3 separate regions of the Homo sapiens genome follow, and regions 2 and 3 are each linked to region 1. A link is a contact called in ENCODE Hi-C or POLR2A ChIA-PET data. All regions are on one chromosome and are shown on one strand. The core of a region is the stretch at or near the end of the contact, and the rest is flanking DNA. Distances in the headings are between cores, read along the strand shown.

What was found. A loop is a pair of places that touch in the nucleus more often than their neighbours do. ChIA-PET counts read pairs that join two places held with the same protein, here RNA polymerase II (POLR2A). Pooled maps may share reads with other maps.
Region 2: a loop to region 1 is called in a pooled map, with 2.3 times the contacts of the local background. The contact joins two enhancer-like sites. A Hi-C loop is called at or near these places in 1 of 168 maps with a recorded cell type or tissue (transverse colon) and 4 of 50 pooled maps. POLR2A ChIA-PET finds 5 or more read pairs at or near these places in 5 of 52 experiments (AG04449, H1, WTC11 and 2 more).
Region 3: a loop to region 1 is called in a map of K562, with 3 times the contacts of the local background. The contact joins two enhancer-like sites. A Hi-C loop is called at or near these places in 5 of 168 maps with a recorded cell type or tissue (HepG2, K562, endothelial cell of umbilical vein and 1 more), 8 of 37 single-sample maps with no recorded cell type and 13 of 50 pooled maps. POLR2A ChIA-PET finds 5 or more read pairs at or near these places in 3 of 52 experiments (AG04449, HepG2 and activated CD8-positive, alpha-beta memory T cell).

Annotation. Positions count from the first base shown.
Region 1 is chr18:48,900,806-48,903,629 of GRCh38, reverse strand. All of the region lies in intron 2 of LOC124904355 (a long non-coding RNA gene), which reads left to right. Among named protein-coding and RNA genes, the nearest start is that of SMAD7, 49 kb to the left of the region's middle. Within about 2 kb of position 1,514, at least 28 of the 41 ENCODE cell types and tissues checked have a DNase peak (open chromatin) inside an H3K27ac peak, as active enhancers do; they include endothelial cell of umbilical vein, heart left ventricle and transverse colon, where a contact is called at or near this core.
Region 2 is chr18:48,974,309-48,977,130 of GRCh38, reverse strand. No RefSeq gene overlaps it. Among named protein-coding and RNA genes, the nearest start is that of SMAD7, 25 kb to the right of the region's middle. RefSeq lists silencers at 727-846, 877-1,176, 1,277-1,396. Within about 2 kb of position 1,495, at least 24 of the 41 ENCODE cell types and tissues checked have a DNase peak (open chromatin) inside an H3K27ac peak, as active enhancers do; they include transverse colon, where a contact is called at or near this core.
Region 3 is chr18:48,789,234-48,791,933 of GRCh38, reverse strand. The region is part of intron 9 of CTIF (cap binding complex dependent translation initiation factor); the gene reads right to left. Among named protein-coding and RNA genes, the nearest start is that of CTIF-AS1, 51 kb to the left of the region's middle. Within about 2 kb of position 1,258, at least 23 of the 41 ENCODE cell types and tissues checked have a DNase peak (open chromatin) inside an H3K27ac peak, as active enhancers do; they include endothelial cell of umbilical vein and heart left ventricle, where a contact is called at or near this core.

The DNA.
Region 1 (2,824 bases), core at 265-2,764:
GGTGGTCCACTGCCTCGGCTTCCCACAGTGCTGGGATTACAGGCATGAGCCACTATGCCCGGCCCTTACTTGAGTCTTATTGAGAGGATAATGAGCAAGATACTTGCTTTCCCAGCTTCCCTAGTGACCAAGTACAGTCATGTGACCTGGGATTGGCCAATCAGATGCCCTCATCCTGGTCCTGGGATCAGGGTCTGGGAATAGAGAAGCAGGGATGTAGGAGAATCATTCCGGAGGTGGACAGTGGTCACATCCTGTTTCTAGGGGGCAGCAGGGACGGCTAGGCCAACAGCAGCGTCCAGCGTTTGGTGTCTAGTGCTGATGTCAGTGGAAAGAGAGGAGCCTTCTGGGGCTCTGTGGCAGGGCCAGTGCGGGTCTCAGGAGGCCAGCACTGTGGTGTGGTTTGGCAGCCACCCCTGCTGTGGAGAAGTTCTCTGGCATGTTGTTGATTCTGTGACCTACCCAGGATCCCCTCATGACTTTTCTTTTGTGCTTAACTCAGCCAGAATAATGTTCTGTATTTTGCAACTAGGAAGACTGACCATGGATAGAGGCCTGGAGAGGCATAGGGACATGGTTGGCTGCAAAATCTCCCAGAGGGCTGGGAATCTCTGTGCCTCCAAAAGGTGTTGATGACCATGGTGTCTTCTCCACCCAGGTGGTCACTTAGGTCCTAAGCAGAAAGATACCACTCACCAAGGGCAGAGTCGCAAAGTTACAGAAGCCCCGGAAATGCTCCAGGAGGATGCAACTGAAAAATAGAACCATCCTAGGCAGTGGCCCTTCATCATGACAGCCACGCAAGCTGAAGGAGAAGGCCACTGTTCAGAGCAGCAGGGCCTAGAGTCCCATGGGCAGGAGGCATGGGCTCTTACCTTGCTGCAATTAACTCGCTGGGCAGCGTGGGCAAGTCCATCCTTTTCTCTGGGCTGCAGCGTCCTCATCAGGAGCCCTGGAATGTGGGCAGATAAATAGGGAGGCCTTGTCCGGCGCCACAGCTTCCAGGACCAGCACTGAGAGCTTCTGAGCTGCCCATGCCCCATGCCCTGAACTCGCGTGCTCTCCCTGACAGCAAGTCCTTGCCTTTCAGAGACTGGGTGCTCAGAAAGTGTGGGTTAATGGACCAGGGACTGGCTGGCTCTGTTAGGTGTGTGGGGTAGATGGCTGGGGTCCTGACAAGCTCCTTCTCCTTGGGTCCTGGGCCATGCCTAATGATCTTTTTCTGGGAGCTCAAGATCTGCCTTTCCTCGGTCTCTACAGAGGAAGAAGGGGAGAAAAGGGGATGGAGAAAGGGGAAGGAGGGCGGCTGGCCTGGCAGTGGCCCCAACGCAGCCTCGGCAGGCACTTTCTGGGAAGCCGCCCCCGGAACCTAGCCCCATGAAGGCCTAGAAGGCCCCGTCTCGTCTCCAGCCCGTTTCCCTTGAACCGGAGCCAGGCGGTCCTCACGCATTACTCACTGGCGGGGCGGCCCTGGCCCGGGGCCAAGGCAAACAGGCCTCCAGCCTGCCTGGGGGCTGGTCGGGCCGGGCTGAGGAGGGGAGGGAGGCACCCGCACAGCCTCCTGCCTGCCTGCGTCCTCCTGCCAGCTCAGCCCAGCCCCAGCCTGGTTGAGGGTCGGGCTTGGTCCCAGCCTCCCCCAGGGTTGGCCTGGCAGTTCCTCTGAAGCTGGCATGGCTGAGATCTTCCTCCTGCCTGTGCCCCTAGCAAGGGCTTCACCCGGGTCCTCCTTCTCCATCAAGGGAGAGATTGTGACTCCTGCCTTGTAGCCAATGCAGTGGCTTCACCCCCTGCCTGTCACTAACCAGCCCCTAGGACAGCAGAGGAGGAGGAAGCCCGGCCCTTCCCAGGCTCCAGGTCTGCATCTCAGGAGCATCTATTCAGGATGACCGATGTGATGATATGGGTTGTCCATCAATATTGTGAATTAGGAGTGCAGAAGAGAAGCAGACCACATGAGCTAGGAAGGCTTCCTGGAGGAGTGGGGCCTGGCAAGGCCTTGAAGGATGATTTAGACAGCCTTGGTGGAGGAAGACAGGAGGGTCTGTACAGTGGGTGTGTTTCTCAGGATGTGATGGGTCTGAAGATGGGGACCTGGGTAGAGGCTGAGGTAGGAAGGGGAAGATAGCTAGGTGAGGAGGATGACACCAGGTACTGTGCCTGGGCAAGCCCAATCAGCCTTTTCCCAGAAGCTCCCTTTCCACTTATGCACCTACCCATTCAACCCACCCATCTGTTCATCTGTCCATCCACATACACATCCACCTATCCATCCATCTACCCATCCCCACATCATCCATCCATCCATCCATCCATCCATCCATCCATCCATCTATCCACTCATCCATCCATCCATTCATCCATCCATCCACTCATCCAATTATCTACCTATCCACACAGCCATCTGCCCATCCATTCATCCATTTACCTATCCATACACTCATCTACCCTTCCATCCTAGCTACAAATATCTGTTGAGCATCCACTTATGAGCCAAGCCCTGTACTAGAATATTCTCACCGACCTTTGTGCATGCAGGCCTGGCTCACAGTAGGCTCAATAAATATTTGTTTAAATATATGGAGAAGTGATGATCAGAGGTGACCTGTCACTATCGTCAGTGAACTTATCATCTTGCAGAACAAAACATGTAAAATTATCAATTGTGATAAGTGCTATGAAGGGAAAGACCAGGGTGCTAAGAGAAGCAAGGAGGAGGTAAAAACTAAGGGCTCTTAGGCTGCTGTGTGATCCTGGACAAGTAACTTGACCTTGTTCTTCCTCACTTTCTGCATCTATATAATGGGAATAATGATAGTACCTTATA
Region 2 (2,822 bases), core at 246-2,745, 74 kb before region 1:
TCGGGAAAACACAAATTGCCTAAACTAGGCGGGGAGTCATTTCATTGCTTTTCTTTTCTTTTCTTTTCTTTTTTTTTTTTGAGACGGAGTCTCGCTTTGTCGCCCAGGCTGGAGTGCAATGGCGCCATCTCGGCTCACTACAACCTCCTTCTCCCGGGTTCTACTGATTCTCGTGCCTCAGCCTCTCAAGTAGCTGGGATTACAGGCATGCGCCACATGCACGGCCAATTTCTTTCCCCCCCCCCCTTTTTTTTTTGTATTTTTAATAGAGACAGGGTTTCACCATGTTTGCCAGGCTGGTCTTGAACTCCTAACCTCAGGTGATCCCCCAGCCTGGGCCTCCCAAAGTGCTGCGATTACAGGCGTGAGCCACCTAACCGGCCCATTTCATTGTTTTTCAAGCAGTCCCACCAGCGTGGAGAGGAAGGGGTAAAATTTAAATACGATGAAGAGGAAAGGACGGCTTAAGATAAAGAGCTTGGGCTGACGAGGGAATAGTCCCAGGGTTCAATTATCCAGCAGAGCGCGGCCTCCCCACGCCCGCCCACCGGGGATAATTAAAAGCCGGACGCCTCGGTCCCTTCCCCAGGGAGGCGGCGGCGCTCCGCGTGTGAAACGGCGCTCAGAAATGAACGGCGACACAGTGGCTTCATTGTTCGGCGGCGGGGGAAACTGAGGCCGGAGGGCGGCCGCCGGGTGACTGGAGGCTGGGTCACCACGTGAGTCAGAGGCGCAGACGGGCAAGATTGCTGTCATTAAGGTTTACAGGTCTGCAGCCGCCGCCGCGGCTGTGCGGCCCGAGCCGCGCCCGGCCCGGGTCTCGCTCGGCCACCCCGCCTCGGCGCCTCGAGCGCAACTGCGGGTGGCTCGGCCACCGCGGGGGGCTGGAGAGGTGACCCCGACGGTCTCCGCCCGCCCTGCGCTCCTCTGCCGCCGCCGCCGCCGCCCCGCTCCCGCGGGCCCGCCCTCTGACAGCGCCCGCTGAGGGCCAAGCCTGGCGGCTGGAACCTGAGCCCCGGGGTGGCTGCCACCCCCGCCCGGCCTCTACCTGCGCCACCCGCGCGGCGCCCCGGGAGGCGGCGCGAGCTCTGGGAGCGCGGCGCCGGGAAGACGGCATACGGCCCGGCCCTCGCCGCCGCCCGGCGCCTCCGCTGCGCGCGCGCCCGCCGCCCCGCCCCCCACTCCTGGGCGCGCGCACCTCGCTTCTCCCGAGGCCGCGGGGTCCCGGTTGCGCGCCCGGCCCGCCCGCCCCTTCCCCCTGCCTCCCCGGCCTCGCGTCGCCACCCGGCTGAGTCACGGGCCGCGCACACTGCACGTCTGACTGCACGGGCCCCTCGGGCCTGCACCTCCGCGGCCCGGAAGGGACGGAAGCCCCGCGTCCCCACCCCCACCCCGGGAGGGTCCCTGCGGCAGTTACGGGGGAGCAGCGATAGCTGCCCTGGAGGTCGCATTCCCACCCGGCCCCCGAGTTCTCCGGGAGAACTCCCCCGCAGCCTCGGCGGCATCGCCTCCTCCAATCTCCCCAGGAATCGTGTTTCCCCCAACCCTGCCTCCGTGCGCGCCGGGGTGGCGGCGGGATCCCGGTGCCGCCACCCCTCGGCCCCTCCGCCGCCGTGCGGGACCGCGATGGGGGAGGGGACAGGCCCGGTTTCGGTGAGGGGGCTGGGGTCGGCCACGCCCTCTTCCCTGGCCCCAGGGTGGGGGCCGCGAGGATGGCGGGGTCACCGGGCTGAACTCGCGCCTGTCTGACCTGCGGGGGTGTAGGCGGTGTGGACTGTGGACTGGAAGACGTCCTTAAATTTTTAAAAATAGTCTTGCCGTATGGAGAAGAACACTGGAACCTTTAAGTCCGCATCCCCTCGCCCGATTCGGCTCGTCTTAGTCCAGAGTGTAACTCCAAACATACTTATTAAGAAACTGTTGCTTTATTTTGACTCGTTTACATAAAATTTCCACTTTGGGGGGGATGGCGGTGGGCTTGTGGATTCCCTAAAATAACTTTTAATGGAGCGAAGCCTTCCATTATGGGAAGCGCCTAGACGCGGAGAGGCGTCTGGGGGCCTGGGTTGCCGTCACAGCCCTGCCACCAGCTGGCTGAGCGACCGGGGCACGTCGCTGCCCCCTCTGCCCGTGTTAGGAGAGTGGCCGCGGCGGGGCGACTGCACGAGCTGCCCCTAGGATTGAAAGACAGAGGCTGTCTCTCCTTAACTTGCTTTGATCCTGCAGAGAAGCAAAATGGAGTGAGATTAAAAATAAAGAAGATGCAAGCAGTTTGCTTTTCTGAATGGTGTGCCTTCCGCCCCGCTCCAGTTGTATTTATCATGCAGACAAGGTCAAGGTAACCTTCACGGTCTGGCCAGTTCCATTAAGTACAGAGTGCCCTTTCACTAGGAGGAGACCTCCATTGAGAACTTTACTTCCCACATCACTCGGGAACCTTCAGGGCTTTGAAGGCTCCTACTCCAAAGGGTCAGGAGGGGAGAGGCCCGGAGGGAATGCGAAGAGAGACTTTTCACAAAGGGAGAGAAGAATGAAGGTGAACAGGTGATGTCGACTTGATGTGTGACATTTAGGGATTCATAAACGGTTTATGGTCCTGTCCCAGGAGGCCCTGCCCTCCCCACCCCCATGGCTCCGAGGGGCTGAGTAATGTGGACACCCCGAGGTAGCGAGGTAGCGCAGCTAGGAGACTTTACTGCCTGGTCCTGCGCTCTGCTAACCTGCCTGCTTCCTTCCTCCCTCCCCTCTGCTCTGCCAGGGTGGGTAGGGGGGTGAGTGGAACAGAGCCCACAGGGATGCTGTTTCACAAAGCTAGTGTCAGG
Region 3 (2,700 bases), core at 9-2,508, 110 kb after region 1:
GAGTGTTGAATGAACAAAGTTGCCTAAAGTTTGGTTAGAGAGACAGGAACAGACCCAAGAGATGACACTAAGAACACCAGGTGGCAAAAGCTGAGTGCCCAGTGAGGGCACAGATAGACTCCAGCAGCCTGGGTGATCAGGGAAGGCTACAGAGAGAGAGAGATTAATCTGGGAGAAGGGATGACTATGAACAGGTTCTGCTGACTCAGGGAAGACACTCACTAGAGAGGCATGGAGGAAGGTGATAAAAGCTACGGTTGAGACGGGGCAGGCTGCTTGGGGCAAGGAGATGCTGTGATTGAGGTGCTGGCCCTCAGGGTCTCTGGGCAAGCCACAGGCACATTCCTGTGTCCACAAACTGGTAGCTCCCACTAAGGGGAGCCCCCAGGGCCAGGCTGAGGCTGGGTGGGAGGGAGGGGCTTCCACTCAGCTTGGGGGCTGGGGGTAGAGGCTGCCCAACCCTGGGCCACTCTCTTCTTTCCTCTGAGTTTCTGGTAGCCCTGCCTGTGTCCCTGCCTGTCTATCCAGAGCCTGCCTTTCTCTTAAAGAAGGAAGGAAATGAAAAAAGAAAATGAAGTGAAACCATGAAAATGACTTAAAAGAGCTTGGGGCTCAGGGCTTGGGAGCCTTAGGTCTTCCATTCTGCTCTGCCTCTATCTTGCTATAGGGCCTTGGGCAAATCACATTTCCTCTTGGGCCTCAGTTTCCTCACCTGTCCAGTGTGGCTCTCATGGTCTGACCAGCCAGCATGCAGGAGGCCTGGGAGCTATCTGTGGACATGTGTCCCTCCTTTGGCCTGGTGTCAACCCCTCTCTGGGCCTGAGCCACAGTGTAGGGCTTGTACAGGGCCTCCCCTTCCTGCCCCAGGTCTGCTCATGACCTCAAAGACAGAGACATGACATTCCTAGGAGGTCTGTTCTGGGTGCCAGGACTCTCCTGAGAAGATGGAGTGAGAAGGTGGACAGGTTTGGGGGCTGAGGGAGAGCAGGGATTGGGGGAAGCTGGCTAGAGGAGGGTCCATGGCCCAGCAGAAGGAGAAGGGCTATCCGGGAACCCCAGCAGGTGAGCCAGCTGACAGAGGCCCCAGGAGGACGTGTTCCCCAGCACGAGGTGGCCTATGACGTGCCTCTCTGATTTCCAGGGTGGCGACTGCAGGCGCCCGTGGCTCCAGCCGGGCGGGGTCTGAAGTGGGAACTTCAGAGCTAGACTTGGCCGCGTTCCTCTGAAATCCCTGGCCTGTGAGAATGAAGGCTGCCGGTCACGTCCTCCCTTCGTCTGCTCCTCCATGAGAGACCTGGCCTCAAGCCTCTGGCCGTTGAGGCCGCCCGTCCAGCTCCCAGTGCTTTCTTAGTCTTTCAGGAAATGTCTCCAGGCCTGGTGGGGTACGTGTGTCCGGGGGATGGGGAGGGGGCTGCTGAGCTGGGCCCAGGCCAAAGGGCTCCATGGGGCGTCCTGTTGGATTTGGCAGCCTGCCCCTTGGTGACTCATGCCTGCTGGCTGTCCCTTAGCCCCATGCCCCCTCGAACTCGGCACTCCAGAAACAGCCTTCTCCCATGGCCCAAGAAGCACCGCTGTAACTCCTTGCCATGGACCTTTGCTCACACTCCCTGCCTGTTGGACACTTCCTCTGTATTTAACCTTCAGCCAAGTGACCCTGGATGAGCTATTTCCCCAGTCTGGGTCTTAGAAAAGGAGGTGGCTGTACTCACAGAGCCTGAGATCCTTATTCCAGAATTTCCCTTTTTGGAAAGGTGGTTCAGCTTCTAGGCTTTCCTTCTCCAAAGGACATACGGTACTGGGGGCGGAACCTCTGTCCTCATTCTACTTCCATCCCTTCCCCAACACCTAGTAGGCAGCCTTAGGCTAACATGGGTTAGCTCCTTTCATCTTCACAATGGCCCCATGGCAATGAAGCTGTGATCATCCCATTTTATAGATGAGACACCTAGGACATAGAGAGGGGAAAAGTACCCTGCCCAAGGTCATGAGGTAGCAGGTGGCAAAGCCAGCATTCAAAGCCAGGGGCCAGGCTCTAGCATCTATACTCTTCACCAGTACCCTACATTCCTAGGAAGCAGCATGGGGTCTCTTATTAGTCTTCCCCACTAGTCTTAAGGTTCCTGAGAGCAAAAAAACAAAGCCCTTAATTTATACTTCTAATTTTGTTCTTTTTTCAAGATTCCTTTGGATATTGTAGGTTTGAGTTTCCATATATATTTTAGAATCAGCTTGCCAATTTCTGCCCAAAAGGCTTAATGGCATCTTGATTTGAGACTGTTGACTCTAGAGACCAATTTAGGAAGAAGTGACATCATACCAATACTGAGTATTCTAGTCCATGAATATGGTATGTCACTGATCTACACTTGACTGTATCTCCCTAGAGTTTCAGACAGGGCTAGACCTATAATATTAGTGCACACCTGATGAATCAAACTGAAATTAAAATTCCTTTCACTATTATCCCAAGCAAAGTCCAATTGAACCATAGCCAACATTATGAGCACTTATTGAGGGCCAGGGTTGTATTATGCCCTTTACTACATTATCTCATTTAATCCCCAGCAATCCAACCCAATCATTATTACCATCCTCATCTTACCAGTGAGGAAACTGAGGCTTGGAGAGAGTAAGAAACCCATTCAAGGTTACACAACTAGTCTGTGACAAAGCTGGGATGTGAACCCAGCCCTTATTGTC